2 separate regions of the Homo sapiens genome follow, and region 2 is linked to region 1. Evidence: read pairs that join two places in POLR2A ChIA-PET (ENCODE). Cell type or tissue: HepG2. All regions are shown on one strand. Links, peaks and the distances in the headings refer to the core of each region. The heading gives the core; the rest is flanking DNA. Region 1 holds the start of LINC01705 (long intergenic non-protein coding RNA 1705). Region 2 overlaps DUSP10 (dual specificity phosphatase 10).

What was found. ChIA-PET counts read pairs that join two places held together with the same protein. Peaks named below come from ENCODE experiments on the same cell type or tissue, not always from the same donor. Only the 100,000 strongest peaks of a DNase experiment are listed, where the experiment ranks them.
Region 2: POLR2A ChIA-PET joins it to region 1 with 7 read pairs; 1 of 35 experiments calls an interaction of 5 or more read pairs at or near these places.

Annotation. Positions count from the first base shown.
Region 1 is chr1:222,054,550-222,071,391 of GRCh38, forward strand. It overlaps LINC01705 (long intergenic non-protein coding RNA 1705), which reads right to left and starts at 4,844. Exons shown (of 3, transcript XR_001738485.2): 1 at 4,457-4,844; 2 at 3,865-4,129. In HepG2, for the core only: no CTCF peak of the experiment used is centred there; a DNase peak (open chromatin) is centred at 7,452.
Region 2 is chr1:221,708,902-221,725,743 of GRCh38, forward strand. The region is part of intron 2 of DUSP10 (dual specificity phosphatase 10); the gene reads right to left. Among named protein-coding and RNA genes, the nearest start is that of DUSP10, 25 kb to the right of the region's middle. RefSeq lists enhancers at 3,451-3,630, 4,827-6,026, 6,588-7,117, 6,690-6,834 and a cis regulatory region at 6,757-6,768. In HepG2, for the core only: no CTCF peak of the experiment used is centred there; DNase peaks (open chromatin) are centred at 8,520, 8,730 and 9,740; H3K4me3 peaks cover 1,024 bases.

The DNA of each region.
Region 1 (16,842 bases), core at 4,913-9,912:
AGGAACCTGAGGTCAGGCGGCTTGTGTGACTCCCAGGGTGAGATGCATTCATGGAAGGAAACCAGAGCAAGGGCCTCCAGGCCTCTGTGCGTGCCGGGGAGGCACGTGATCACATGACTTGGAACACAGCAGGTTCTGTTCATGCAGGCAGGGCACCCTCAGCATGTCCCCAGGGCCCAGGCAATAATAGAGGGAGGCTGAGCCTGAGGCTATGGAGAGGTGGACAACACAGGTCCAGGCTAGACAGAGCCACCACTCAGCTTTGACCCATAGTTGCTATGCAGGAAAGCAGGCAAGTGATGCCAAGTTTTCTGCTTTTTCTAGACAAACCAAAGAATCCATCTCCTTCTTTGGCACAAAATCTCCAAAGTTTTATATTTTGGCAAATAATTCAAATTACTTGAACAGAAGCAAGAAGGAAGGAAGGGAAAGAGGGAGGCAGGGAGTAGGGGGAGAGAGAAAGAAAACCCTTAGGCCCACCGCCTCGGCATGCTGGGTGTGGTCAGGCACTGCAGCCTCACCACCTCTGTGCTGATAATTAGCTACCAGACAAACACAGGTTTAGTCCGCAGCTCCTACATCAACAGGTAGTGAGGTCTCCTTAGGTAGTGGAAAGTTGTGTTAAAGGCAAATAAATCTCAGGCCCCAAAATCACTCAAGCCCAACTGCTTAGGGCAAATCTGCCTCCCGTTCTATTCAAAGTCGCCCCTCTGCTCACTGAGATAAATGCATATCTGATTGCTTCATTTGGATAGGCTCATCAGAAGCTCAAAAGAATGCAACCATTTCTCTCTTACCTACCTGTGACCTGGGCGCCCTTGCACCACTTGGAGTTGTCCTGCCTTTGCCTCAAGTTGTCCTACCTTTTTGGACTGAACCAATGTACCTCTTACACATATTGACTGGTGTCTCGTGTTTCCCTACAGTGTATAAAACTGAGCTGTGCCCCGACCACCTTGGGCACATGTCATCAGAACCTCCTGAGGCTGTGTCACAGGCGTGTATGTCCTTAACTTTGGCAAAATAAACTTGCTAAATTAACTAAGACCTGTCTAGATTTTCAGGTTCACAGTTGGAGACTCTATACCCCTTTATTGCACTAGTTTGAGCTCCTTCAGGCCAACACTAGACATTTGGCTCCATGTTAAGGGAAGGACACAGACCCCTTCACGTCCGAGGAAAGGCGGGTGCTGAGCCTTGCCGCTCTCATCATCCAAGGACTTGCACTCTGCTTCAGTGTCTCGCTCCTGCTGTCTCTGCCATCAGTGGCAGACACAGCTAACACTGCGACAGAGCCAGGGACCTAACAGGCTTACTTCAAGGGGCTAACCTGGGCTGCCAAGAACAATTTCTCCCTGTAACCTGTCAGGAGCGGACAAGGCTGCTGGAAGCTCATGTAACTTTTCACCACATGCCGTTTTGAAATAACTCTATTCCATGGGGAAAACCTTCAGAAGACTTTTCTTTGTAAACAGACTTGATGATAAAGACATGCTAAGTCCTAAAACCCAGAGGCTGTCAAGGATTTTACATTCTACCAATTTTGTCTTATCTCCTGGGCACTGTGGAGTTGAACAGAAGCTAGAGCTAAGTGCTAAACTCACTAGACATCTGCCAGCATCCGTCCATCACAAATGCGAGGGCCTCCCTGCCAAGTGGGCCACTCTCTCTGGTATAGGGAAAGATTCAAAGTTGTTATGAATGTTACCTGCAGATATTAAAAAGAAATGAGTTACACGTGTTTGTGTTTTCTGTTCTTACCTTCTCAGAAGTGAAATGCAGGAGCACACATATTGATCATGTAAATTTTTAAAAAATGATAATTCACACACACATTTGTACACAGAAGTCCAGGCAAAGAAAGATCAACATGTTTAGAACACTTACCTTCAGGCAGTGGAGTAAGAGATAATATATTTTTTTTTGCATAGTTGTATTTTATAAAAGTTCTATGATTGATATTTATTACTTTAGTCATAAGGGGGAAAGCAACCAATAAAGACTATGAAAGAATGAGAATATATGGTATATTAGTCTGCTAGGTCTGCCATAACTAAATACCACAGAGTGGCTTAAAAGAGCAGACATTTTTCTCTCACAGTCCTGAGAGCCATAAGTTTGAAATTAAGGTATTGGCAAAGTCGTTCGTTCTAGATCCTCTGAGAGAAAATCTATTCTGTGCATCCCTCCTAACTTGTGGTGGCTGCAGGCAAGCCTTGGTGTTTCTTGGCCGATAGATGCATCCTTCCAGTCTCTGCCTCACTCCTTACAGGGCATTCTGTGTCTCTCTGTGTCTTTATATGGTTTTCTTATAAGGCCCACCCCAATCCAGTATGACCTCGTCTGAATTTCACTAACTTACATCTGCAGAGACCCTACTTCCAAATCAGGTCATATTCTGAGGTTCTGGGTGGACATAATTTTGGGGATGGGGAAACACTATTCAATCCAGTACATATGCTTATAAAGTAGATGAATCCCCCCTGGGGATATTCAGATGCCCATTGACCCTATTAAGCCTTAATTCCTGAAAGTAGAGCTTCAGCTCCCAGGAGCATGTGGCCTACCTCCTCCTCAATCTCTGCTCTGGATGAGGAGTGGGGCCAGTGCAGAAGCAAGGGGTATAGACCAACAACATGACCCACAAGGACCACATCTGGTCCTGGTAAAGCCATGGGCCCCAGAGCCCTGGTGGGGCCCTGGGTGATGCTGAGAAGCCTGAGGATCACACACCTCCCTCACATAGTATTACGCCTTTGCAAGTGCGTGGGCATGTTCTTAGGATTAACCAATTACAAACTCAGTTTGAAGTGTGACAGTCATTCATTTTCTCCCTGAGTGGTACTGAAAGTAAAACTCCTGTCATGTGCGAGTCTGAGAAACATGTGATGACAAAAAGATTTCTTGTACTCAACAAGGTTGGAAATCACCATGCTACATCTTTTTCTGGAGCAGACTTCTTGTGGGATGAGAGGCTTTTATTGGGATGTAGTGTGTCTTGTGTCTTGTGTCTTATGTGACAGGCACCATGTACAGCACTTTGGGTCCATGTTTCTCGTAATCTTCAAATCAAACCCATGAGGCAATCATCCCATTTTTTAGATGAGGAAACAGGCTCAGAGAGGTTAGAGAATCACAGAGAGCCCCCAAATCACAAAGGTAGGAGCCAGCAGAGATGAGATTTGAATTTGAAGGTAAATATTTCTAAGACTTACACGATAGTGTTATTGGCTGAAGTGTGTCATTAACACTCTCTTTAGCACTGGATAAGCCATCAGAGACCTACACCCTGACACCATGTTGCTGTGCTCCCGACAGAATTTATTGTCATTCAGGAACACATCAGGGCTGTGGCCTCCAAGAGGGACTCTTTAATTGCCTTAGTAAACCCACTTCTTTTTTATGTGCAGATGCCACAGGGAACACCTTCCACTAAGTCTCTCTATGCCCAGTGCATGAAGCCCAGGGGAGACCTTCTGTAGGAGCCAAGTAATAGGAAGAGCTTGGCTTCCTCTAAATAATTGGTGTATTTTCTCCCTAGAGGCAAAAGGAATGGGGTAATCATTTACCCAGGTCTGTATTTTCTGTCCTCAAATCTGTCGGCTCAATCATAGTACTCTGGTTTAATTACCTTATAATCTGAATTTCTGCAATAAGATCCCCAGCCTGTACCCCAGGACCTGACCTACTTTTTCAATATTTAATTTTTTTGCCTTAATTTGTTTTAATTGATAACTTATTATTGTCTTGTATATTTTTTCTGATATCCTCCAGAAATCTTTTTTGTTTGATTTTTTACTCTCGTTGTTTTTATGTTAGTGTGGTTCTTACGCAGTAGGGGAAAAGGACTGTGGAGTCACTGACCTTTGCCATCTGCTCCTGCCAGCTCCTCTTGCCAGGGCCCCTCCAGCAGGCCAAGTCCCATATCCACCTGCTGGCTGCCCAGAGCTGCACACAGAGGACAAGAGCCCTCTGGCTCATTCATTGTTCACTCTACTCTTCCATCTTGAAGATTCTTAGGCTTAGGTCCTCAGGACACCAACTCCAAATGAGTTAATTAAAAAGACAAAGAATATAATTGTCAACAGAGTTCATGAGTTATCCAGCTTCAGGTAGTGTGTATTTCAACCTAAAAAACAAACAAACAAAAAAGAAAACTGCTAGTTTCAACAAAGGCTCCAGATTCCTCTGAAAATACACCTAACTTATGTAGGAAAATATAGAATCCTAGACAGGACACCAGTTCGTCAGTTTAACAAATGTGAGATTGAAGGGACTGAGCCACCAAGCTCTGCACTTTCTCAAACTGAAGCCAGACCCTCAAGCAGTTGTTAATTTTCAGTTTTTGTCCTTGACTCAATGGGAACACAAATATTCTAAAATGCAAGACCAGATAAAGTTGTGACAAGACATTAGGGGCTTGACTCCAGTTCCAGTTCAGCTGCAATATACTTACCATTCTCTACCTGTGCAAAGTACCCTCATGTTGTGTGAGTGAATTCCAAAGCCACTTTGTGACCTCTTCCGGCAAGGCCAAAACCATGTGGAGTGTAGAAGTGGGAAATGTCCTCTGCTCTGCTCCAAGCATGTGGCCTTCTGCCTGGGGCCAGAGGGAAGAGTCGGTCACGCCTAAGCCAACACCCACGGCATTCCACCATGTGGTAAGATCCCTCGGACTAAAACACAAAGCCTCATGGTAGCCTGACCTTTCCCAGGTGTTAACACCTGACCTGACAAAACTAGCAGTGCCCCTGCATTGAAGCAAGCTCCTTAGAAGGCAGCTTACTGTGAGCTGAGGTCAAGGAGAGTGACAAGGCCCAGCAGAAATCCTCTGAACAGCTGAGCAGTTTTGTTGCAAGTAACGGGGAGACCAAGTGCTGGGGAGCCATCACACAGGGATTCTGCAGCATGGGCATTAGGAAACAGCCCAATCACTGTTATTCTGCCCAGGGTCTATCTGTATCTAAAAGGGACATGAATCTAGGACAGTGATGAGTGGATCTTACTTTCACAAACATCATTTTCTCCAACTGATTCCTTTCTAAAAAGGAAAATTGACATTTTTGTCCCCTGAGGAGAACACCCAAAGCAGATACAAAGTTCCCTGTATTAAACAACATTTACAAGTCAGACTGTACTGCACAATACCCTCTACCCAAGACAAAAGTTTTATACCATTCATTTGCATAGACATAGCAAAATTATGCAACATGTCATCTTCACTCAAAATTCACTGTTTTATGAGGCAAGACTTACAACACTATTAGAATGTACAATGCTTCATTCTTTAGTAGTAATAATTTCAGAGAAAATGTTCGAAGATAAAAGCAAACATCCATTGGAATAGATTTTGCAGGATGTGAGAACAAGAACATGAAATTAATTTGTTTGATTGTCTAACTTAGGGAAAATGAAAAGAATCATTAAATTTTTCCTAAGAAAATATATTGGCCCTTGATCTCAGAATTACAAGAAACTCTTATGATAATTTAACCAAAGGTTCTAAAAGACTCAGATCCCTTGAAATTAAATACATGTGCATATGTGTTTTGTTATGGGAGACAAATCATATATTTAATCAGAACTTGAAGGGGGCTTGCCATTGGCCTAGTGCTCAATGCTTTCAGTTTGTGAATGAAGAAATGGACACTTATAAATGTAAATTTATCATAAAATAGTTGCAGAGTTTTGACTAAACTGTGATATTCTCATTTCCAGTATAGTCTCAATAGCATCGCTATTTTTAGGAAGCATTTGAAGCCTCTGTGAAAGGTTGGTCACATCTGTGGATTGGCCAATTGGCATTTTTACTGGACACTCGAAGTTGTCCAGTAAAAATTCAGATAAATCTGCCTTCAGCTAAAGTCACAGAGGGGTCAAAGAAAGCAGTAGCCTGCTTTACAGGAATGGGCAGAACCTTGCAACCAAATTAGTGATTATGTAAGCCTTTCAGTCTAATTTCAAAGTCTCTAACACTTAGGAAATTCTTCAAAGAGGCTAAAAATTTGGCACTGCATCATTTTTCCTCATGGGCATTTTCATTAAATTATAAGCAAATGCACATTCCCACACTGAAAACAGCACAAAGGAGGCTGCTCTATACCACTTGGCTCTCTGTGCAAAACTCGCTTTCAATTATCTTGATCCATATTGAACTCTCCCACCTCCTGTTAGCATCACAGCTTCTAGGAAACAGGCACACAAAGCAAGAGCAATTACCACACCATCACCCAAAACATAAATCAATAGTAACAAATGGCCCAGCATTTTCACATTGTTTATCCTAGCCCTTCCCTGCACCACATGGAGTCAAACTTGCTTTTCTTCCTTTATTTTATGAAATTACTGCATATAAACCAACTTTGTCATTAAGTCGGAAGCTGGGGTCTTCATTCACACCAGCTCACCTGCACAATTCTTGAGTTCTCAGAGCAGTAGGACCTCCCTGGACCCGCTTCTCAATGCTCTCCTTTCAGCCAGGCTGACCTCTAAAATATGACTGTCTCGAAACATGTGTGGATCACCACATCAGACTTTTAAAAGTCTGTGATAACAGTGGTAGCAAAAACTGCAAACATTCATTGTACTGAGCTATGTATCAAGAAATGTGCTGAGCACTTTCACAAAAGTCTCAGCTAATACTCATAGTTTATGAGGTAGAGGATGTTATTTATTTCCATTTTACATAGGAGAAAATAAACTTAGAAACCCAAAGATAATAAGCTTGTAGCACAGATGGAATTTGAATGGAAATCCAGAGCCCCTTGTCCCCACCACCCTACTGCTATCCAATACAAATAACATGAAGTTCTGGGTTAGAATTTCACTCAGATGTGGTTCTTGTTGGAAGTGGGTTTTCTAATCAGGAGAACAGATAAACACAGATATATTACAAATTGCCAAGATATATAAACTTCAGGCATCAGCTACAGGAGAATTTATTTGGTGACAAGTCTGCATTTAAAAGCCATTGTTAATTGAACATTTACTATGTGTCTAATAAAACCACTGTGATAGGTATTTTTAATTCATAAAACTAACTCCAGTTCTTTACTTCTAGGATGATAATGTCTTCATATTTCAGATACAGACACTGAAGCACAGAAAAGTTAAGTTAACTAGCAAGCAGGGCCTGAACTTGGATTGCTTCTCATACTTTTCATACTCTCTATCTGCCTCCTGTACAACAATGAGTTCTATTGTTTTACTAATGTGAAATGAGCAATTCTAACTGCCCGTAACTCTCCACTAGTGGAGCACAAGTTGGGGATGTGTTCACACAGAGCTATCCACACTTATCTAATCCCCTTCACAGGCAGCATACATGTATGGAGCCAGGGAGGCTGGGTGCGAAAGGGCAGTGTACACTAAGGTGTTTTTCTTTTGGGTCCTGGTCTTTGTACCAAAGTCAGTTACGTGGCCTACCCTGGAACAAGTCCCTAATCTCACAAATAACACATGCAATCCAAATGTGCTAAGTGGTAGAAACCCAACTCTTTCAATACCAGTGTTGTTAATCATATAAACAACCACAAAACAGTGAAAATAATATGGACTTTGGAGTCACATAGACCCAGTGGTGTGCTGGTAAATATTTGTTTTGTTTTGTTTTTCTGATAAATGTTTAACAACCAGCTCTCCAGTGGGGAGGAAGAGAGCTCTGATTTATAGCATTTTCCCATTTCCACAGTGTAGATACTCCAATCATGGCTCATCTCAAGAAATCAATATGACATCACTGCACATGGAGTTGTAAGAAATGATGATAATAAGTTCTCAGAAGCTGATGCCAGCCAGCTCTAGCCCACCACTTCCAGTAGACCCTATTCTAATCCCAGTTCATAATCTAAGACTTGAGGCAAGCCACATAGCCTTTCTAAGTATCCATTTATACTTCTATAAAATCTCAAAGACAATGCCACTAGAAACGATGTCATGATTAAAGGGCTATTAACAGCAGAACAAGATAATTTCTCCCCACTTCCCAAGACAGTTGCACATACAAAGCATCAAAGGGAAGCAAATGAACACTTTACTGTAAACACAACCTATGCCTCTGAATTCAACCAGAAGAATCTGATAAGGCGAGTTTTATCATGTAGTCAAGGTTGGCATCCTAAGGGGGGAACTATCCCATCCTGTTCTGCTATTCCAAGTCCAAAGCCACATCCCAGGATCTGTTCACCCTCTACCAACCAGATGAAGAAAAGAGACTGAACAGAAGAGGATGTCTGCAGGTCAGGTTTGACTAGGCCTGCCCTGAGGTAGCAAGACAGAAACTGGTTTAGCAGTATGAGTGCAAGAGAGAGACAAGAGAAAAGCAAGGCAGCCAAGCTTCCAACTCAGCAAAAAAGTGCCAGGCCCTCTTACCCTTCCTGTCACCTATAGGGAGAAGCAGAGCAGCACCACTATGTTTAATAACCATTTCCATATGCAGGGACTCATCTGCTGGCACCATGGCCCAATCAGCATTCAGCTTGCTTAGGTTAGCACCTGGGAGAGTGGATTCTCTGCCTTTAAAACTGACCCAGTTGTCCTTGTATTAGTCCACTTTCACACTGCTGATAAAGACATACATGAGACTTGGTAATTTAAAAGGAAAAAGCGTTTAATGGACTTATAGCTCCACATGGCTGGGGACCTGCCCCCATGATTCAATTACCTCCCACCATGTCCCTCCCACAACACATGGGAATTCAAGATGAGATCTGGGTGGGGACACAGCCAAATCATGTCATTCTACCCCTGACCCCTCCCAAATCTCATGTCCTCACATTTCAAAACCAATCATACCTTCCCCAAAGTCCCCCAAAGTCTTAACCCATTTCAGCACCTAATTTAAAAATCCACAGTCCAAAGTCTCATCAGAGACAAGGCAAGTCCCTTCCACCTATGAGCCTGTAAAATTAAAAGCAGGTTAGTTACTTCCTAGATACAGTGGGGGTGTATGTGGCTTTTCCAGGTCCACAGTGCAAGCTGCCAGTGGATTTACCATTCTGGGGTCTGGAGGACAGTGGCCCTCTTCTTACAGCCCCACTAGTCAGTGCCCCAGTAGGGACTCTGTGTGGGGGCTCTGACCCCACATTTCCCTTCTGCGCTGCCTAGCAGAGGTTCTCCATGAAGGCCCACTCCTGCAGCAAACTTCTGCCTGGGCATCCAGGCATTTCCATACATCCTCTGAAATCTAAGCAGACATTCCCAAACCTCAATTCTTGACTTCTGTGCACTCACAGGCTCAACACCACATGGAAGCTGCCAAGACTTGGGGTTTCCACCCTCTGAAGCGACAGCCTGAGCTGTACCTTGGCCCCTTTTAGTCACAGCTGGAGCAGCTGGGATGCAGGGCATCAAGTCCCTAGACTGCACACAGCAGAAGGACCCTGGGCCCAGCCAACAAAACCATTTCTTCCTCCTAAACCTCTGTGCCTGTAATGACAGGGGCTGCTGCAAAGGTCCCTGACATGCCCTGGAGACATTTTCCCCATTGTCTTGGTGATTAACATTTGGCTCTTCGTTACTTATGCAAACTTCTGCAGCCTGTTTGAATCTCTCCCCAGAAAATGGAATTTTCTTTTCTATCACATTGTCAGGCTGCAAATTTTCTGAACTTTTATGCTCTATGTCCCTTTTAAAACTGAGTGCCTTTAACAGCACCCAAGTAAACTCTTGAATGTTTTGCTGCTTAAATTTCTTCCACCAGATACCCTAAATCATCTCTCTCAAGTTCAGAGTTCCACAATTCTCCAGGGCAGGGGCAAAATGCTGCCAGCCTCTTTTCTAAAACATAACAAGAGTCACCACTGCTTCAGTTCCCAACAAGTTGCTCATCTCCATCTAAGACCACCTCAGCCTGGATTTCATTGTCCATATCATTATCAGCATTTTGGTCAAAGACATTCAACAAGTCTCTAGAGAGTTCCACACTTTTCTATATTTTCCTGTCTTCTGAGCCCTCCAAACTGTTCGAACCTTGTGTGTTATCCAATTCCAAAGTCACTTCCACATTTTGGGATATCTTTTCAGCAGCACCCCACTCCCAGTACCAATTTACTGTATTAGTCCATTTTCACACTGCTGATAAAGACATACATGAGACTGGGTAAATTATACAGGACAAAGGGTTTAATGGACTTACAGTTCCGCATGGCTGTGGAGGCCTCACAATCATGGCAGAAGGCAAGGAGGAACAAGTCACATCTTACATGGATTGCAGCAGGCAAAGAGAACTTGTGCTAGGAAACTTAGCCTTATAAAGCCATCAGACCTTGTGAGGCTTACTCACTATCATGAGCACAGCACAGGAAAGACCTGCCCCCATGATTCAATTACCTCCCATCATGTGCCTCCCACAACACATGGGAATTCAAGATGAGATATGGGTGGGGATACAGCCAAACCATATCAGTCCCATAGAGTTGATGTTTATGGTTTCTTTGAATAAACATAGAAATTGATCCTCCCAGTTTTAAACTTGAGGTTATATTTGCCTTATTTGAGTTCATTTCTCAGGAAACCAACCATCAGTGTTCCCAGACAGTATTAAGGAGCTGAAACTCACCAGATCACTGCATCTGGACAATGAGTCATCAGACCTCCTACCCGTCATGGTTGACTAACCAAGGACTTGCTCTCTGTTGACCAACTCCTCTTCCTTACCCATCCCTAATTCCTGTTTTCCCACACATGGTGACATTTCTTCCTTGCTATATAAGCTGAGACAATAGGTATTAAAGAAGGCTTCAATCAGGCGCTACATAGTAACATTTATATATTTATATAACCATGTAAGAATATAAACATCAAAATGCATTGGTTTAGTCAGTCAGGGAGATGGATTTGAGACTGATCTCCCATCTCCTCAGCTGCAGCACCTGATTAAAGCCTTCTTCCTTGGCAATACTTGTTGTCTCAGTGATTGGCTTTCCTTACGGTGAGCAGCAGTTCGTAGACAGAACCCCTTGTGTTTCAGAAACACCTTTACACTTATGTTGTGTGGTTGCTGGGAAGATTAAATGACATGAAGATTTTGGCCTAAGTTGTGCTACCCAGTTTTATCATCCAGCTTTTCTTACCTAAGTGACTCTGAATGAATCTTGGGTATTCAAAAATAAAAAAAAGAAAATAAGTTAAATCTATCTGTGATTCCATGTAATCTTTATAACCATCTGCCACTCCTCCAGATAGAATCCACCATCGAATAGTGAAGTTGATTTAATATTTTGAAGAGTATTGAAAAGATGTGTTTACTATACACCCAGAAGATAGATCTAAGAGTGGCTTAGCAAGGGCACTATTGTTGAAATAAGCAGCTCCCCTCCTGAGTTGTCCATTTAGAAGAGGAAAATTCATTTTGATGTTTATGTTCTTACACAGTTATATAAAAGTCAGTAACATTACTATGTAGTAATGACTTTTATTTTTAAATATGAGACACATTATTTCAAAGTCATGAACCGAATTAAATTAAACACAACATTAAATTACATTCACTCTGTGCTGAGGTGCCAGTGAGGAGTGGGATGTTTCCAACTCTGACTTTGTCTTTAATCTTCTTCTCCCAGCACCTGGAATTACTTAAACCTTGACTCTGTGTGTAGTGACTTCAATGCAAATGTGCTGAGGATCCATCTGCTGGAAAGGAGTCTTCTAGATTTGTGTGGGTTAAACTCTAGCTCACTGGGGATTGGAGAACACCAAGTCTCAGTTTTGCTAGCTGGAGTTGGGGTGATTTGGAGTATTAAGGACTCCAAATTAAGGAGTATTAAGGTTACTATGGAATCTAACCTCTTTTCATGTTTTCTAAGAGTCCTGATGATTTTCTGTCCTTTTAATTTTCACCAAATGTGACAAGGGGGAGAAGACCATTTGCCTTCCTAAAATACATCCAAAATGTCTAGTCAAGAAACCTAAATAAAATAGATCTCCCAGAGTGCAAAGAACTAATATCACAGCCAAAGGAAATGAGATTGTGACCTGGGAAGGCAGGAAAAGTAGGGGGCAGGGAGGTCCAAGGAGGGATCTTAGGATCCCTGGCAAGACTTTTCTGTCTGTGAAACCACCTCACACTGAGGTGCACTACCCCAGGGCCCAGCAAATTTTAAGAATCCAAGGAATCCTAAAGGAATTGCACAAAGTTACCTAATCTAAAAATGTTTAAAAGCCACATGCCATTTTTGGACTTCTGATCCTTCATGTGTGCAGAGGCAAGAGAGGTACAGCAGGGTAGAGTGAGGTCTACATCACAGACAGGCAAACATCTCCACAGCCAGGCCAGGAAGCAACGTTCCCAGGCTGTCAGATCACTCAGGCTCAAGGTTGCTCTGGGTCAAGTGTCTGAAGATACACTGTCCAATACAGTAGTCACTAATCACATGTGGCCATTTAAATTTGAATTTAAATAAGTTAAGATGAAATGAAATTTGAAAATTTATCTCTTCTGTTGTACTAGGCACATTTCAAGTGTTCAATAAACACATGAAGCTAGTGGTTACCACATTGGACAGTGTAGATATAGAACAATTCCACAACACAAAAGTTATATTGGATGGAGCTGGTCTAAAACATATAAATATACATAAATGTCCAGGAATTCTCTGATTCTTTATGGGAGCTATTTCCAGACTGAAACCCCATTCAGGTTTTCAAACAATTATTTAAAGCAATTATACAGGATTTGTTCTTCCTCTGCACCCAGCCTAGAAATATTTTAGGGAATAAGGAAAAAAATGTCTTATTCCTTTTATACAGCAAATTACATTTTGCGTGGAAAAAATCAAGGAAACCCACACACCAGGTTTAGTACTCAAGCATGCAACCCTACAAAATGTTGGCTAACAAGCCCTTTCTTTAGAAGTAATGCAATTTGCACACATAAATTAGTCTGAAGAGGCAAATTTTAAAAATCCAATTTCAACTACTTTAAAAGGACAATTAATTATTTTAAAAATTGCTGTGCTAATTGTCTATCATTGACATAGCTCTCTGTAGGGCCTTGCTGGATTACTTAGGTCACTATGAGTTGACTCTGTACTCAAAAATACTATTTTAGAAGTGCTTCATGTATACGTATGTGTGAGTATGTGTGGATATGTACGTGCATCAAAATTCTGACTTTTCACAGAGTGGTTTATCCCTTGATGAAACAAAATTTTCATTCAGAATCAGATTACTTTACTCATTCTATTCTCATTACCTTTCTTCAAGAGGAAGACGTCTATACTCAGGGCAGATTCTCCCTTCGAAAGTGTGCAAGGCAAAGCAACCCTCCTCCAGGGTTTTGCTTCCTGCACTTCTGCTCTGGGCTTCTTGATGACCCCAGGGCTGACTGGAGTCAGGAACTATGTCTGTGGATGTAGCAACTCTCACATTGTATGATCAGGCTCTCAGTACCAAGGGAAGACACAGAAACCAGCACACTTGGTGTGAGGGCACGGTTTTCTAGCGGCGTGAGGTGGTCTTGGAGCTATTAACTGAATCATTTCAGCTCTCCGTCTTCTAGGCACACAGACTATACTTCTAGCCCTCTTATGACTTGGTGGGACCATGTGATTACTTCCAAACAATGACTTGTGAACAAAAGGGCCAAGTGACCACTCTGAGCCAGAGCATTTAATCGATGCGGTGAGACCCTTAAGAGGTTCCTCTTCCTCAGCCGCAGACACTAGCAATGTTTTAGACAGTGACTTTTCTCTCCACCTGACCCCGGAAGGAGACTAAAGCAAACAAAATGCCTAGCTCAATCGCAGGAGGCACGTAGTATGAGTCAGAAATAAACCTTTGTTGTCTGAGGACACTGAGTTTTTGAGTTGTCATCACCATGTAATCCAGCCTACCAGATTAATATATGAGATAAATAAGATTATGGGTAGGGCACAGAAGCAACCTGTTTCTAAAGTGGAGTTGTTGCAAAGGATGTTTCTCCTCAGCCAACAACAGTCAGGTGTCCATTGCTGAGAAAATGCCAATTCAGCCAGTATTGTTGAGAATATTGGGAAGGTGTATCTTCCTGGAGATGGTAATCAAGTGCAAAGACAGAAGTCCAAAATAAACTCTATTTTAATGGGATGAATCCTAGTCTACTCATACAAACAAAATACTATAGCAGCTCAGAATAGACCTCAATAATTCATATTAGAAAATACAAGGGCCAGGTGCGGTGGCTCATGCCTGTAATCCCAGTACTTTGGGAGGCCGAGGAGGGTGGATTACTTGAGGTCAGACGTTCAAGAAAATTAAAGGAAGGCAGCTGTTACAGACTGAGTTTCCCAAGAAGTAGACTCTGAAATAGACATCTGCATGCAGGAACTTCAATGGGGAGTGCTCTTAGGATCAATACCTGTAGGAGAGTGAAGGAAGAAGTATTTGGTAGAATGGAAATTTGGGCTGAGGTGCAGACACAATAAAGGTCTCTACTCACCCTTGGGTGAGTTATGAAACTGGAATGGCCCAGTTGTCTTTAATTGGGTAAGGGAGGCCAGGCTTATGTAACCCAGAATCAGCCAGTCATAGGATGTGGGCTACCTCCAGGAAGGGGAGTGTGGCCTTAGGCTTGGAGCTCTCTGTAACCCATGTCAATCATTAACAGTATGGCTTATCTCCCACTTTTCTGCCATCAACACTCCCTGTAGCTGGGGGAATAAGTAATTGAGTCCTGAGAGAGGGAACACATCACAGCACCCACTCCAGCTACAAAAGGAAGTTAAAAGCATGATGAGTAGAGCATACCAGAAAGAGGATGAATCATGAGCAGAGGCATAGAAGTGGGAAATGTTCAAAGAAATTTGATGGTCCAGTATGGATAGGGCAAGGGTACATGTTGAGGAATGGCAGAAAAGGAGCCTGGAGACAGATTAGAATCACTTTATGGTGGGACTAAATGCCGTGTGGAGAGAGTTGAAATGTCTTATTGCCAACATGGGGACCCATAGGAAAGAGTTATGGTCAGTCATGTTTTATAAAGTCTACACAATCCAAGAGGGGGAAAATGTTAAATGTCTAAGAACCCATGGTGCAAGTGACAGAGAAGCTGGTTAAATACTGGGTTAAGCATTGAATATACTGAGTATGCAGTGATGGTGGGCATCATGTTGGAAATACAAGGGGAATATTGCAGAGCCAGGAGGAGTTTAGACAGGACAGGACTAGAAATATAGATTTGACAGTTACCAACCTGAGAAAATAATGGAAGCCAGGAAAGGTAGATTAAATATCTGAAATAAAGTGAACAGAAAGGTGATAGCAAGAGAACTTAAAGACAGCACACTCGCAGAAGAGGAACCAAAGGGGAACTCAATGAACTATAATGTGCTAGAATAGTCAAGGAGGAAGATGAGGGAGCTACTTAATAGAAAGTCACAGCCACCAAGACAAGAGAAAAGATGAATAACTTCAATGTAGGAAATGATGAAGAAAGTTCAAGAAGGACAAAATAGTTCCTTGGATCCTTCCATCAGGAGGTTGTTCCAACACCTTTCAATAGGATAGGGAATAGGGTTATGAATGAAGTGAGTAGTGAGGAAGGATTTGTATGGGCTTCCCTAAGTTTTTCACATTCATGGCACACATAGGAGATTATCATTTTTATATGGCACACCAGGGTAGATAAGCACGTCTGTGGCCAGGTGTGACAAACCTGGTGGCTCTCTAGTCACCTTGAGGGCTGAAGGTGCCAATATCTTGGGACTTCTGAAACCTTGACTGGTAAGACATCAGGGTGCCAAGACACACTAGGTGGCGAGCTCTACACCACTACACACCGCTCATTTGAGATGATGGCTGTGCAAGAAAGACCAAAGGACAATGGCTAGAGAGGCCAGCAAGCTAAATGAAGTGATACCCATTGCCTCCAAGAGTAAGGATACTGTGTGCCTACTTGGCAACAGAATAAGTCAACATAAAGAGCAAACCACTGGAGAGAAGGGAAATATGCGCAAGAGCAAAACCTATCAAGGTTTAAGGGAAGGACAGGACACTGGTGGAGTGGTTGTCCTAAAGGGAAGGTCTGAAAACTCTTCCTATAAAACTGGATGAAAACATGAGAGAATGGATGATTTAGGAAAAGAGCTTTAATGCAGGGATGAAAAACGTAAGAATTATAAGTAGTTTATTGTTTAAGGAGAGAATTGGGGGTTGAAAATTAAGATGCAGATAGTGATTTGTTCACGCACCACCTTGTCTGCACAGCTGAAATATCAGAGTCTTACAAGCAGCGGGGAGAGGCCCAGAAGAGTAGTAAGAAATGAAGAGGTGATTCAAGGCAAGGCAAAATAGACAAGGAGAAAGTAGTTATGAGGCTGCAACCACACTCCAAGTGAGAAATGAGAATTGAAGGCATTGGTGGGAATGGAGGGACAGGAATGAATTCAGAGGATATCTGGCAGTTAGAAAAAAACAGCGAATGGAGAAAATTGAATTGGACAGTGAATATCACAAAATGAATATATTGGCCTACATAGCATAATCCATATATCATTAACTATGTTAACCTAATGATAGATTATAAAAAGGGACACATCATCAAGGTTTACATATATTTGAATACTGGTAATTATGAGAGACTCAGGGAGATTACAAAGACACAAAGCAAGACCTAATAGTTCATTATACCACCACTGTCTTTTGCATTAAAATAGTTCCTTGATTTTCGTACCCTCACGGGAGCTCCTAGCTTTTCAACTTTGACCATTACAATTGGTGCATTTCCTATGTGTCTGTGACTTGAAGAAAGGATATGCAATTTACTTTGAGTCTGTTTTTTTAACCAAGGGATGTTTTTCAACCAGCAGTTACTTTATTAAAAGGAAAAAAAAAAGGTAATGAGTGTAAAATCCCATTGGTTTTTTA
Region 2 (16,842 bases), core at 7,271-12,270, 340 kb before region 1:
AATAAAACAAATTCAAAAGAAGGCTCTAAAAGCAGGGGAAAAACCTCTCTGTTCTTATTTAGGGTACTCAAGCTGTAATTTGTCTTAAAAGCAGCTAGTTTAAAAAAAAAAAAAAAAACCAACACATGCTAGAAAACCCCACACACAGAAAAAAGCAGCGTCCAGCTTTTTAAAATTCTGCCTCTACACCTCCTTTCTCAATGACATCAGCTGGAGGCTCCCCACCTGCCCAGTTGCCATAGCAGTTACACAAAGACATACAATGACATCAGTTGGCATGATATCAGCTCTTTGAGTGCAAACAATACAAGAAGAACTACTTTGTTTAAGGCCTTTGGTGCAACTGTGTTCTGGGGAGCCAATGATGTAATGCTAACAGGTGGCATGGGCCTTCCATTTGCCTAATGGGGGGAAAAAAACCCGTGGCGGAGTGGGGGGAGGAGGGAATTTGAGACAGACACACAGAATGCTCCAAATCACAGAGCATGCTTATGTGCAAAAGTATGGGTGCATTGTATGTTTAAGCCATGTAGGAACTCTGTTCTTATAATATTTGGAGGTGGGAGGGGTGGGGGTGGAGAGAAAAGGAGATATTACAATTTAAACATATAAGGTAAACAAGGAAATTCTCCTTGAGGGGTCTGAAGAAATAGTCTCCTGTTCAACTGCCACTCTGCTAATCAACTTGGGCATCAGTTTTCCATAAGGCTTATGCACAGCTCTGTACTGCAGTTAAAAACTCTCTCTGTGGACGGTGCTTAAAGTAAAAAACAACGAGTGGAAGCTCACAGTGGTGGCTTTTTCCAGAGAAGTCTGCAGGAAGGATTGTTTTCTTCTCTTGGGGAAGGGTTGAAATTGAAATCTGGAGGGGAGGGGGAAGAGTAAAGCTAATCTGGTTTTTCTTTTCCAGTTACTTTCCTCCGACCCTACCCCATCAAGTATCACCAGAGGCCAAAGTGACTGATCACTTAATGAGGAACCCTGATGATGTTATGTTTATTACTATTTAAGAATATTAGAACATGATAATTAACAAACAAAGCAGGAGCAGTGTAGCATGGAGGTTAAGAGCAAAGGTCAGAGACAAACCACACCTAGCTGCAGTTATGATTCTGCCTCCTAGCAGCTGTGAGACCCTGTGCAAGTCAGGTTCCCTCATTAAGCCTCAGTTTACCAATCTATTAAGTGGATGTAATATCATCTACCCATCAGGGTCATAGTTCAGGAAGCCTATGTAAAGGTTTTGATACACGACCAGGTATTCGATAAATAATGTCTTATTACCCCCAATATCATCACCTTTGTTCTAAATTCCAACAGATCTATGCACACGCATAGTCCATGAGAGCCCTAAGTGCAGTGCAGTGATTCAGAGAAGGAGTATTGAGGCTGGACTTCTTGGGTTTGAATCCCCAGCACAGCCAAACACTAGCTATGAGACCCTGGGCAGGTTTCTCACCTGTCTGTTCCTCAGTTTCCCTGTATACAAAACAGGGATAACAATAGTACCTACCTCACTGTACTGTTGTAATGATTAAAGTGGTTAATAAAGTACCTTAAAACAATGTCCAGCACATTGTAAGTGCTTTTTCTTTTCATCACTTTGGGAAACTACCATTTTAAAGATCTAAAAAAAAAAAAATCTGCTTAATATAAAGACTCTATATAAGTAAACTAATGTTCCTGAGTTTTTACTTTTAAAATTTTATTTAACAAAAAAGAATTAGGAACCAAGGTATCCGAGCAGTTTTAAAGTTTGCAAAACATACTTTTAACATAAAGAAAGCAACAGCTCCCTATTTTTCCTAAACAAATATATCTGATTTCACTTTGTTGGTCCTAGCTTTCCTAACAAACACTGTCTTTGCATTTCTGGTTTTTCCACAGAATTGGATTTTGAAAATAAAACTGTTCTTCCCTCCTTCTTCCTTTCCTCTAATTTCTACCAAGGTGGCTAACTTCCTTATGTGCACAAGAGCCTGCAGTTATTAGTGCGAACATATTGTAGCCATGAGCAACAATGCTGGGGTAGGGTGAGGCAAGGCGGGGTGGGGGGGCAGCAAACATTTTCAAAGCTTATGTCAAAAGTAGGTTCTCTGCCAAAATGAGTATGGTCAGTACATTGATTCTAAATGGCAGCAACAAAGAATACCTAGCACCCCTAAAGAACTATATGTGGAAATACTGCCTGCCAGTTTCTTCTAACACACGGTCAGTTCAGTGACAGTCCTACTGAAGCAATGGATTCTAGTTTTAGTGGGAAACTTCTCTTTATAGATGCATTTCAGCTCCTGTTGCTGTTTTGGCGACTGCAGTCCTAGAAACAGAAGAGTCCTCTGTAATGTGATTCAGAAGCAATGCGCTGGGTTGTGAGTTAAAGAAACCACATCCAAATGCAGAATCTATAAGCAAGAGATTTTTATACTCTAAAGGTGGACAGCCCTTTTTGGTCTTATGCTAAGCTAGAAAGTGAGCTGTTTCCAGAAATTTAAGGAACACTCTCACTGAAGGTCAGCAAACAGAAGTAATGTCCAAAGACCAGGGGGAGGGGTGTAGGCTAAAATTGGACTCTTCTACAGTTTGCTATAAGCATATTGATCACCCCTCTCTGTTGCCTAGTTTTTCTTACTGAGTAACCAGTCTTTTAAAGTAAAACAGTACCTTGATGATAGTGGTTAAGATCATAGACTGGAGCCAGATTGCTTGAGTTAAAACTCCTGACTCCTATCACTTACCTTGTAACCTTGAGCAAGTTATTGATGTCTCTGCATCTCAGTTTACATATCTGTGACTTGTAATATAATAATTTCTATCTCACAGAGCTCTCAATATGGATAAAATGCTACATGAGAGTTAGGTGTTTTATTATAAGTGGGAGAGACATTGCTGTAAGTTGCATACTATTTTGTTTATACCAGGAACAGATGGATGCTATGATATACTCCATGGAAACAGAACATCAGAGCCACTCAAGATTCTATAAGCACAAGAATCTGTGGAAGAACAAAGCCTGGATGAACTGGAGCTGATGTCAGGCTGCCAAGGCTGAAATCTTCTTCAAAGACAGGGTCAGAGTCACTTCATAAGTTTCAGGGCAGAATATCACCTATCTTAACAGGAGAAACATGTGGGGTGGTGGTGGGTACCAGCTCGATCCACAAAGATTATTTCTACTTCTTGTTTTCTATGAAATGTTCTTTATACTCCATAGATGTGATTGGGTATTTTACAGTAGGAATTGGGTATTTTACAGTAGGGTATTTTCAAGTTCAAGATGAAAATCATTCCTACTGTAAAATACCCAAGGAAGTATTACTTAAATTGTCTTAGGATCTTGCCCCCAGGGAACTTGTATTTCTTTCCCAAGAAGAGTAAAGGGAGGCCCTATCAAACAGAGGCAGAGAGAGTTGAATGGGAGTGCTGTCTCACTAGGTATAAGGTATGAAACAAGAGATAAAGAAGTATTTATCTTACTCAGGGGAAGAAAGAGATTTAGGAGGCTGACTATGAGTCAGAGAGAAGTCTTCTTATGATCACGTCATTTGACTGCTTCCCTCAAACCAGTGTGGTCTGGCTTACATGTGAGATGCCTTATGTTTGAAAAGACATAAACAAGGAAGTATCACAAGCTTAAAATACACACATATACATAAAACTTCAGATATACTCATATAACATAATGGGATCTTGAATCCCATTGAGTACCCATCCACATTATTTGGCTTGCTATATTATTAAGTCTTTTAGGAAGATATATCTAAAAATAAGTTAGTCCCTCCATTCATGGGTTTTTCCTGTGTGAAGGAGACACAGTTATCTACAGATATATCTTAAAAGCCAACTCTAGAAAAGACAGTGGATGATATATAAAGCAGCAAAAAAAAAAAAAAAAAAAAAAAGAGCTTTGCCTTGGATTTAGAATAGTGGGTCTGCCACATGCCAAGTGTGTGACTTTTTGAAAGTTATTGAAGTATTCTGGGCTATCTTTCCATAACTATAAAATAGGATACTACTACTTAGGTCTGTCGTAATGATTCAATGATTTTGTGTGTACAATAGCCATCCTGGTATTTTAAGAAGGCATTCAAACCCTGCAGCTATTTGAATGACTGTCAAATGGAGCAGCAAAGCTAACTAGCACTGGAGGTAGTCAGATGCAGGAAGATGACCAGAGACTACAGGGGTCAATGTCAGTGTTGCTAGAGATGAACTTTTGATGCTGGTACAGTTGCTTCAGAGCAGTAGGAAAAGGAGACCATCCTGCAGAGGCAACCCCATGCAAGGGCATCACCAGAGAGGGAGGACAAAGCAGGAGCCATGAGGACAGCCCACTGTAGCTCTGCTCTGCTAAAAGTGTACTCAGTGCTGTTAGCCTAGTCTACACTCCATCACTGCCGGAGGAAGTGGCATGCAGAGTGGGGGTTGGGGCTGGTGGTTAGTGTGGTCTCCCTTGAAAACCTCATTATATTTAGTTCTTTATGTCTACGATTTTCAGAAGCCTTGAAAAAAAAGACATTTTTTAGGCATATCGAATAGCCAAAAATACATTTCTGGTATATTCTCTAAAAATATATGCATACTTCTAGAAATTTTTGAAATGGACGTACAGAAAAGTTATCACACACACAACTTTTTCATACCTCAATTTCCTCAATAAGTTGAGGTGTTTACAGTTTTTCTCAGAGTCATTCTATAAAAACTTAGTTTCAACAACTTATTATATGTATACATGCAGCCTCATTCTACAACTATAACTGCATTATTAATACATATTCTTTTAAAATGTATTTTCCTTTCTGTGTATATCCAGATTAAGAGCTTTAATAGAATTTAGGTCCTTGGAGAGCAGGACTAGTCTTATTTAAATCCCTTTGTACACAGGAATTAGCCCCAAGTCACATGAAGACAGGTGACTGCTGATATGTTAGATACCAATAGGAGCTACAGGGAAAGAGGTATTGAGATAGGTGGTCAATTTCTTTTTGGAAATAATTTACAAAAACTTAATAAAATAAAAAGATCTTCCTGGTGTTTTCCTAGTGATAAATGATAGGCTGAAATCATTTCCAGAATAGCCCTCCCAAAACTATCTTCCAATAATAAAAGTTGTTCATTTTTATTTAGTTCATCTAACCAAGTAGTATTTAGTAATGTTTTAAGAGAAAAAAAAATTCTGAAAAGTTGATACCAGAATTTGCCTGAATTTTGAGTTAACAATAGTCTTTTCTTTGGATTGTCTGGACAAAACAACATAATATAGAATACTGAGGCTTACATGAAATAGACATTGCTTGAGTTGTCATCGTATAGTAACTTTGGTATCATAGTGATACAGGAGTTAAGAAGAAATTACTTAGGCAGATAGTGAGGGTACAGAAGTCCTCCGTAACGTTTTCCTTTTAATGAAAAGCAGCCCCAAATCATTTTCAACAGAGAGCAGCCTGTAAAGTTGAGCTGCAGACACAGACAAGCAAACTGAGAGCTCGCACGTGTGGATGCCAGCAGGAAAGAATTACCTGCGACTAGACATGTTCAAAATGGCGGCTCCATCTTCCCTTCTCTGCCGGCCACGTGTACAGTAAGGAGCAGACAAGATGGCGCCAGGCAAGGGGAGAGTTCATTTGCATAATAAGATTAGGGTGGGGTGACCAGCCTCCCCTGAGTGCTGTGTAAACCTCACACCTGATCAAACCAATCTGTGAGCCCTATGTAAATCAGATACTGCCTCCTCAAGCCAGACTATAAAATCTGGCACATCCACCACCAGTCGGCCTTTTTCCTCTGGGAAGTCACCTCTCTCTCACTAAAGAGCGAGCTGTTTTCCTTTCCCTTTCTTTTGCCTATTAAACCTCTGCTTCTAAACTCCTCTTGTGTGTCTATGTCCTAAATTTTCTTGGTGTGAGACAACGAACCCCGGTTATTTAACCCAGACAAGGTAGCCACTTCAATAGTTACTATTGTTTCTCTCAGATGATGTGCCATTCCCTCCCACCCCAACGTTAAAAAAAACCCAGCATTCCAGAAAGAAGCTAATACTTGACAATGACACTTACCAAGAACTAAAACAGTCACTTTCGCTACTTCCTAATCTTTGTATAATTAGCAGTGTGCTTTCTTCTCCATTTTTTGTTCCATATACTTCTACATTTTCCAGTCATTAACTTGTTTATTGGAGGGGTCTCTTGTCATTTTTCTTATATTTTCGAATATACTGTTTCCTTCCTTGTTTGATAAAACCTTTGCCATGCCCTCAATAGGAAGAATTTTAAAAAATTATTGCCCACATATTTACCTCAAAAAAGTAAACTGAGTCAGAAACATCCAATGATTTAGGAATTGTGATTTATGAAAATTGAAAATAAAGTTTAATTGGAGGCCTTCCAAGAAATGCTGACCCTGGAAAGTTTTTGTCAGAGCTTTAAAGATTCCCCTCTGCTCTCACCACCCTCCCCTCCTGGCTCAGAAGTTGCCTCAGGGCAGAATTGGTATAGAAAAGAGCTGGGGATTGGATTTCCGCCGGCTGGAGTAGCTCAGTCCACACAGAAAAGTCAGCCTCTGGTTCCTACCCCCTGAAGGGAGGTGCAGTTCTCTTGCCCCCCTCCTACCATTTCAACTTTAAGGCTTTAATGAATAACTAATGTTTGAGCTACCACAAGTTTAATTTGTGTGTATTTGAATAACACAGGCAGATTGTTTTGAGAGGATACCTCAGAAGTATGTAAATACAGCCTGTTTCTTTAAATCTGTTACCTCATTTATTTACATTAGAACAGAAAGCACTGCCAGAAGCAACAGCTGATGACAGTCATGTAATTTTCCACAAAGACAACAATTAAACAGCTTTGTGTTATTTTAATGAGCAGATGACTTTTATGTGAGCAGGATTTGAACTGTTAAGATCTCAAGAGTTCCCAGAGCCAGGAAGCCCCTCAGGTTTTGCAGAAGTCAGTGAGACTCTATGACTCTCTCTGGTTTCTTCCCCACCAGGGCCTTGGGTTTGGTCTCTATCTCTATCCCCTTTGCCCCCTTCTCCACTCTTCTCTCCCTCACCTCTCCTCCCCAACTCTTGCTCCTCTACCCTGATCCCTCCTCCCTCCCCTCCCCTCCCCTCTCCCTCTTCTCTCCCTGTCCCTGCCATCTCCCCTCTTCTACCCTTCTCTCCCTCTCCCTACACCTTCTCTGTCTCTCATAAATCCATCAGCAGTAGATGGGAAGAAAACATGAAAGAGAGACTTCTACCTGGAATACATTTTGATGCTTGAATTTCAAACGAATCCACAGAATATTTGTTAGACCTATTTTTAAAAAGTCAAAGGTGGGCTGGGAAGAGTGATTGAGCACTCATCCCTGCCAGCCAAACACACAGTAAGGCTCTGCTAGTGCAGAGAATACCATCTTTAACTCACCCTCCCCATTCTGTCTCACAAAGGTTTCAGTAAGAACCACCTGAAGACAGGTTGTGGGCATAGTTGACTTCAAGTCAGTCCCTCTGCCAGAGGGGCAGGGAAGTGCCTTCTGCTCTCCCTTAATCCTAGTCTGGAATAGAAGGGTCAGAACAGATGTTTCTGGTGGTTCCAGTTGTCCCCTCCATCCACAGACCTTCCTCCCAGCCTGTGTAGTCTCATTTTTTTTTCCACCAGAATTTTGTCTACTTCTATTGAACTCCATTCTCACTAACAAAAATGCCAACTAAAGAAAATAAGAGTAAGTATTTTTGCTTTCCAAGAAAGGATTTTGGGCTTCAATCAAGTGAATGGCTAAGAAGGGTGCCTACCAAGATCCAGTCTGGGGGTGAGGGGTCAGGGGCCGACAGAAAGACAGCCAAGTTCCAGCCCCCATGTTCCTGAAAACTTGCAAGTTCAGTTTTCTTTCTGGTACGTGTCTAAACTTTACCTATGTTAGCACAGACCAACTGGTTCCCAGGGAGAAATGCACACCATAAACACTCAGATCAAGTCTGGGATTTGTTAACAGACATGCCAGTTACATTAACACATTTTTCACTGTTATAATCTCTTGTATTTAAGATCAAACCCTCCCCAAACATTCTGGGAGTTGAGGAGGTGAGTGACACGCTGCAGAGGCCCCTTCCCTGCCCCTCCCCACTCCATCAGGAGGAAACATATGACAACCATAAACACAGATTCCAGAAGGCAGTCACAAATTAAGATAAGTCATAACGGAAGACGCTGTCCAGTTCCTGGGTGCTATGAGAGGGGACTAATTAGATTGGGGTTCATGGACAGCCTCTCTGAGGTATGAGAGGGGACGGAATCCAGGAGAACATAGGGAGGGAACACCACACTGGGAAAGGCAGGGAACTCAGGGAACCTCTGAGTGACTCAAGGGAGCCAAATGTGGGGAGGCACAATGACTGGGCAAGAGGCGGGTGAGGAGAAGGGCTAGAGGGGAAGGAAGGGAGGCAGGGACCCTCCTCACAGGGCCTCTTAGGCAGGTTTTATTCTGAGTTCAGTGGGAAGCTCCTGAGTGTTCCAAAGTCCACAACAGGTGATCAATATGTGTTTGAAAAGAAAAGAGGGGGGAGGGGAAAAGAAACAGAGAGAGAGAGAGAGAGAGAACGCACTGATTTACCAAATGGTGTAATTTACATACACTCCAAATCCTGGGCAAAATTCATACCCTTTCCTTTTCTGAATGCATTTTTTGTGGCTGCTGTGGACTGATTGTATCTCTCCTCCCCATATTCAAACACACACACAAATTCGTATGCTGAAGCCCTAATCCCCAGCGTGAGGTCATGAGGGTAGGGCTCCTGTGATGGGAGTAGTACCTTTATAAGAAGAGACAACACAGAGCTTGCTGTCTCTTTTTCTCTGCCTTGTGAGGGCACAGCAAGAAGACAGCTGTCTGCAAGCCAAGAAGAAAGGCTTCACCAGAACCCAACCATGCTGGCACCCCAATCTTGAACTTACAGCCTCCAGAACTATAAGAAAATAACTTTCTGTTGTTTAAGCTATCCAGTCTACGGCATTTGGTTAAAGCAGCCCAAATGAATATAGTGCCACTTGTAATTCCCAGTGTAGCTTACTTTTAGAAATACAACGTATAATACTTACTTTTGAAGAGCCACACTAAAACTTGTGGGCTTCCTGAGAACAAAGCCCCTGAGAGCCAACCCAACTTGGTGTCATACCTTAAAGCCAAGCCAAAAATGGTCCAAGGTCAGAATGGGGGTGGCAGGGTGGTGGGGGTGGGGGCGGGGGCTGCAGGGGGTGGGGGTGTGCTGAAAGGACCAGCATGCCTATAAAAGGCAAGCGCAGTAAGCCTTGTAGAACCTTAGTTCCATGAACCAGCTACATGCACGCACAGAAGCCCACTCCTCTCCCAAAGACACTTCCCTCCTCATTAGATATATGCCCTTTCAGATCAGCACTGGCACATGACCTCCATGTGGCATCCTTCTGGGCGGAAGAATATTTTAGCTGGAGACATTCTGCGTACTGGGGAGGCTACTCTATACCATGTTAGGGCTCCACCTTTTTTGCTCACTGGTCTCAAACTTAATACTGGTTAATCCATCAAGACGGATTAAAGGAGGGGGAAAAATCCATGAGATCATCCTGGGAAGCTGCAGAGAGAGGAATGTTAACAGGAGGAGAGTGCTATAAAACACAAAGCCATATTTCTCCCGAGAGCTCAACCAGATATTCTGCATTAAGTCTCTAAAGAATGTCTAAAAACATTCTTGCCTTTCAGTGCAGAAGTTTAAATAATGAAGCATTGCTAAACAAACAAACAGAGGAAAGCCCAGTAAAGCTATTCATTACACAAACCCACTGTACAAAAGGAAAACTATTGCTCAACCATCCACCCCGAGGACCAACATTTATCTTAGACCCCAAATTAAACACATCACAGCTTCACAGCAAAAGTATGTTTCCCAATGGGATTTAAGTAAAGTCCAATTAAATAAATCTTCAGAAATGTCACATGCGAGCCTCACAGGAGAGCATATTTCTACTGTGAAACATTCCCATTGGAAGTTACATTCACAAAAGGTCCTCTAGAAACATCCATGACAGGAGGGGTGGGGGAAAGCAGTAAGCAAGACAAAGTTACACAGGTGAAGCCTGGATAGGGTTCCATTGCTAAAATCATGTATGGAAGTGCCCAGCCAAAAATGCTGCATCTGAGTTTGCTTTGAATAAAACCCCCATGTCCAACAAACAGTATGTATAACTGTGTATTTCAGTAGGATCTGGAGGTCAAAGAGCTCTGGCTTAGGGAATTCAGGAAGTGGTAGGGGAAAGGATCAAATGTCAGCATCAAAATTTGAATTGTTTTCCTGAACCGATGTTTTCACTTCACAAAAGGCATAGCAACAACTTCCTCAAGTCACTGAGCTGGATTCTATGTTTGGTGAATATAATGAGCAAGGCTGAGTACTAAAGGATCAACTTGCAGAAAGAAAAGGCATGGGCTTTCCTTAAACATGGACTCAGCCATGTCCAATGATCACACCGTACCATGAGGGCTGAGCTTTGACAGGTCCACCTGAAGCAAGGTGAGGTCTCCATGCACTAAGAGACATACAAAATTACACTGGGTTAAAAAAAAAAGCTAGCATGTCCCTGCCTGGGTGACCACCTTCTGAGATTAGGGGGAAAACAAAACAATTAAAAACACTGCTTGTCTCTGAGGAGGTGGGCTGGAATTACATATTGTCAACATGGACTTGAGGCTAAGTGAAGGACCAGCCAAGTAATGGTCAGTTCAACCTGGGGCACGCAGAATGAAGCGCTGACCTGGGATGCATCCCGTATCTGGCACCATCAGACTTTCGACCATTTCCCCTGAAGCCATGTCTAACTTTGCACAGGGTAACAAAAGCCCTGACAGCAAGGACTCAGAGGGCAGCCCTTCCTTCCACACTAAAAAGATACTGGGTTCTAGCTCTGTGACCTCTTTTGCCACCCCTATACAATCAGGACTTAGGGTAATCTTTAAGTTTCTCCCAACTCTGGTGTTCTATAACTTCAATATAGCCTTGATAAACCATATATATGATATGATATGGTACGATATGACATGAATGAACAATGGCAAGAACAAAATCAGCTGTCAGAGGTTGTGTAAAGCCTGGGTGCTCTGCTTCCCACTTCCAGGCCTTTGCATTTGCTGTTCCCTCTTCCGCAAACTCCCTTCCTGTAGATCCTCACTGTGATACTGTGATATGAAAAAATATATATTTGATCTCTGCCCCTGGTTCCTGTAGCATAGCTTCTAAAACCCCTGGAATCTCTGAAGTTATGAGTGTTTTCTGAATGCCAATGAGATGACTAGTGGCTGGGGGCCCCTAAATAGCTCCAGGAAGGGAGCTGGTCACCAGAATTAAAACAGCTTAATTAGAGGATTGGGACATTCAGCCGCATCCCCCAACCTCCAGGGAGGAGACAGGGACTGAAGGTTGAGTTGATCACCAATGACCAATGATGTAATTAATCATGCCTATGTAATGAAGCCCCCATAAACCCCATCCATCTCCTTCATCTGACTGTCCATCTATATTCTTTGTAATATCTTTTATAATAAATGTGTAAACACATTTCCCTGAGTTCTGCGAACTGTCCTAGAAAATTAATGGGACTCAGGGAGGGGGTTGCAGAAATACTGATTTATAAACAGTGTGGGGAAGGTGGGGTAATCTTGTAGGACTGAGCCACAACTTGTGGGGTCTGAAGCTAACACCAGGTAGAGTCAAAATTAAGTTGCAAGACATTCTGCTAGTGTCTGCTGGAAGACTGCTCTGTGTGTAGGGGGCATAAATCCACAGAGGTGTTCCGAAAGTATGGTAGGATAAAAATTTATTTTTCTTTAGACTCACATAGATGATTCAGACCTCAGACCAGATGTGTTCTCAGAAAAGTCTTCCCTGACATTCAATTTACAGCTACCCTTCCAAATCTCTTTTATCATATCATGAAGTTTTTAAGAGTTTCATTGTCTTCAGAACACTTATCGCTATCTGAAGTTACCTATTTATTTCTTCCCTGTTTATTGTTCTTATTAAAGTGTGGACCCCAAGAAAGTCAAGATGTTCTTTCTCTTAGAGGAAATAGAGTGTAATGGTTTGGTGCACTAGGGCCAGACTGTCTCCACAACTTTCCAGTATGATATTGACAAAGCTGTTTCACCTCTTTGTACCCTGAAATGGAGCTAATAATAGTCCTAACAGGCAACAATAGTTATTGCAAGAATTAAATCAGCTACTACATTGTAGTTATTAATAGAAATTCTAAGTATTCACTGTTTAGCATCTGAATTGTATATAGTAAGTGCTCATTAAATATTTTTAGATTCATTGAACACTGGAATGAGATGAGATAGGACCAGTTTATTGTAAAGCATCTATTATATGCTGTTCAGCATTATGCTATGGATTTGCGAGATTTGATTGAAAAAAATAGTCCCCAAAGAGAAATCTAATGAGGGAAAGGAGGAAGGAACTTTAGGGAAATTCAGTGACAGGACTGGAAGAAGAAACATTTTCAGAACACACTGAAGATTGAGCTGAACAATGCCATCCAGCTGTAACTCACACAGTCAGGTGCAGGACTCGCCAGGTGAATTCAGCACAAGGATTTAGAAATCCTGGCATTCCAAGGCTGGGAAGGAGGGCTGAGTACACTTATGAGGAAGAGGCAATTTACAGGGGTGCTGGGCCTCCCTTAAATGTGACAAATGGGCACCTTCCAGGGAGGGCTGAAATCCAAGGCAAATCACACTTGGTGGCCTCTTACCCCTTTCTCCTCTCTCCTCGCCCCTACTTCTTGGACATTCTATATGAGTGATGAATGGTAGAGATGCATGGAAGGTAGTCATGAAAGGGAAAAGAAGGCTCAGGAGGGAAACTCACCCTGAGGGATGTCACTGAGCAGCAGGAGGGGCCCTCAATTCAGTTTAATATACATTTATTAAGCACTAAATATGAAATGGGGGCACAGTGCTCAGTATAGGGTATACACAAGCTAAGATCTAGGTGGGCCCTCTCAAGAGCTTGCTGACCCTCTCACTTAGATGTGGTAAGCAGTAACAGATGATTCTGACAGTATCTTCACCAACCCCGGGTGGCCCTGTTTCTTCTATCTCCTTTTGAAGGGATACAACACTGGATCTGAAATCAGTAATTTGGAGTTCCTCTTATCCCTCTTAATAACTGTGCACCTTTGGGCAAGTTACTTGAACTTAAGACCATGTGAAACCACACGATCATATCATAAGAGCTATTTCTTCAAACACAGGAGTTCTCTCTTTTCTAAAAATAAGGGCTGTTACAGCCCTAGATCTCTCAAAGAGCAATAGCACGCTATAACGCTCTTGAAAGGTAGAAAAAGGGCCTTGAAGCCTCTGGTATTCTGGAAGGTGAGATGCTCAGGGACTGTGTGAGAAGTGAATGCCTCATGTTCTGTACCTCTTCAGTTGGTTCTGATGAATTTGCTCTCCCCCTCTCAGAAACTGGGACTGAGACTTCCACAGTCAATGAGTGGCAGAGAACACTGCCTCATAGTTATCTGGTGTGAACTGTCCCTAGTCTTAAAGCTGAACACCTCTGAAGAGCAGGCCTGGTGTGGTGGCAGATGAAAAGTGCCCAGGGCTGGCCCATGTTAGGAAAAAACAAGTCATATTGATTTCTTTTTGAAAGAGGCTTCTTTTATACATTCCAAAATCTTGTTTTATTCCTAGTTTTCACTGGTGACGGAAACTTTCTCCCAATAACTGCAGAGTTTATGTTGGACTTTTCTTAGAAATCTGCATTCTAAGGTGGCCCCAAGAGATACTCATAGGAGTCAACTTTCTAGGAGCTGGTGACCTAAGAGGGCCTTGCAGAACATGGGCCAGGCCTGAGCAGGAAACAGAAGAGTAGTGGATACCAGGACCACAGACAAGAGGCAGTGTCTATTTTAAGCAGGGATGAAGAAACTAAACCAAAATAAATAAAACACATGGATCTTGGCTTAAAAATCCAAACAAAAGCCCCAAAAGAAAAAGCAACAATTGAGCTAAATACCTTGTTTATGAAATGTAATAGGACATACCACAAAAGCGTAATTCCAGACAAGGCAAATGATTAAAAAACACAACAAAAAATCGAAATACTCCTTACCCATAGTATCACCCTGTGTCAGCTTCCCATGAACATCTCAATCCCAAAACCAATACTTAAGAATCCCTGGTGTCAAAGAGGGGCCAACACATATGTTTGTCACCACCGCTAACATGATGCCAACTGGGAGATGAAATAGGCCCCAGAGATTACAGCCTGAAGGGTTTTGAGTATGAAGGTCTCAGAGGCCTGCCTGCCTCCCAACTGATCCTAGTGGTCAAAAGCAGTTGCTCAAAGATTGAGTCATTTTCCAAGTCTAGAATGCAAATGGCCATTGTCACCAAGGAAATGGTGTTACAGAGATAAGCAAGTTAAGCTGCAGCACTTAGCTCTCTCAGCTGCTGTTCTCCTAATACATACATCCAAATAAAAGGCAGTCTATTCTTGCAATACTGCAATATAATTCTGAAACTGACTAAGCAGAGTCAGTGCAGACTCCCCAAGTTAAGGCCACAGTCTCAAATAAGAATGCCTTCACTTCCAGATGCTAGCCACAGGTTCAGGGGTTCCCAGGCCACCCACACTTCTAGCCAACTGGTTATAAATTCTGTGGCTTCTACAATGCTTCAGGCTTGATAATTCACTAGAATGACTCACAGAACACAAGCCCTATCTTTATGATGATAGTTTTTATTATAAAAGCTACAAATCAGGAAGAGCCAGATAAAGACACATACAGGGCAATATCTGGGAGGGTCCTGCATATGGAGCTTCTAGGCCCTCTCCTTGTGCAATCAGGACACATTGCCCTGCTGACACAGCAATGTGTTCACTAGGAAGTTTAACTGAGCTTTGGTGTCCAGAGTTTTTATTGGGTTCCATTACTTAGGCATAATTAAATTATTGGCCTTGTGATTGAACTCAATCTTCAGTCCCACTCTCTTCTGCTGAAGAAGATGAACTAATACAAAGCCCTGACCTTCTAATCATGTGGATGTCTTTCTGATGATAAACTCTTATCCTGAGTCATCGCATTAACATAAACACAGGTGTGATCCAAGGGGCTCATCATGCATAACAAAGACACTCCTAACACTCGGGGAGTTCCAAGGGTTTAGAAATTATTTCCCAGGAACTGAGGACAACGGCCAGACAAATTCTCTATTATACAACAGTTTCTTAGTGATGAAGGGTGTGGGCTCTGGAGTCAGGCAGGTCTGAATTTGGCATTGTGCTGTGAGACCTTGGGCAACTTACCTAACCTCTCTCAGCCTCAATTGCCTCATCTAAAAAGTGGGGATAATAATACTGTTATTACCACATTGAGATCGGCAACATTTGATAGACATGGAATTCAGGCTACTATAATAACAAGCATTTTTTTTTTCTAGTAGCTGCATTCAAGAAAGTAAAAACAAACAGGTAAAATATTGCTAATATATTTTTCTTAACATGTGCAAATATCATTTCAAGAGTCAATATTAAAACAATTACTAATGAAATATTTTACATTATTTTCTATATAAAGTCTTGAAATCTGGTATATATTTTACACCTACAGCACATCTCTGTTTGGACTGGCCCCATTTCAAGTGCTCAATGGCCACGTTTGGCTTGCAGCAAGGCTACTATATTGGACGCTGCAGATAGATTTAATACTATTGCTATCCCCATTAAATGAGTTAATGCTCAGTGTCATAATTGTTCCCATTCTACAAATGTTAACTAAAATATGTGTTTGTTTGCATGTGAATGTGTGTGCATGCACATGGAGGGGTAGTGACCAATGACTAAAATCTACGGTGCTATAAGCCACACTACACCAGGAAGTCATTCGGCTCCCATGGAACATCAAATAGCCACTCTATTTTCAGGAAAAGAAACACTTCAACTTGGAGAAGAGAGGCTCTCTGATCGATTAACTACAGCATGCTCTTTTATTTCAGCACTCCAACATCTCCCAGTGCACGTTTTAATATGAGCCAAATCAAGTAGCCACGACAATAGCTTTGAATGAGAAAAGACACCCCAAAAGCAGTGCGCAGATACATGGGGATGCCTGAAGGAGCTCAGAATGGCTTAAGGAGTAGGGGGAAGAAAAACTGCAGAGAGGAGCTTTGACTCACTGAGTCATTGAGCAACTGTTCTGTGCCCTCTCAGGCTACTTCCCACAGCCACCGCCCAGCCAACAGCTAGCTGCACCCAGCCAATCACTCACTCCACTCCCTGGAAAAAGCTCCACATTGGGAAGCCAGAAGAATGTCACTAGCAAGAGATTGATTTCAAGGTAATTATTTAGGCAACTTTGTAGCATCTCATTCTCAGGCCTAAAAGTGTTCTCAAAGTTTGTTTTAATAAATGCATGTATTAATATGAAGTCTCTGTGTCTTTTAATAATGATATACCACATTCAGCTCCTCCCAATCTTTGTAAGAGAGGGCTTCCTGGACTCCATAACCACAGCATTCCTCCAGCTCTTTCTATTCACTGGAGCAGAAATGGGGCTTTCTAGCCATCCTCAAGGTAGGAATTAAGAGATTCACCTAGTAAGTGTACATGAATAGATTTTTACATAATATGCAAAATTAATTATAATATACTCAACCAATTCACATATTTTATCAAGGAAGACAAGCTAATTATCTGTCAAAGAATTATCTCCTATTTAAAGGGCACTTTACCTCAATTTGGCAAAATGAACTAATGGGAATTATCTTTCCATTCTGATGTGTTTTTGCTGCCTGTGTTTGCTTAAGCCCCTAGAAGACTTCAGCACT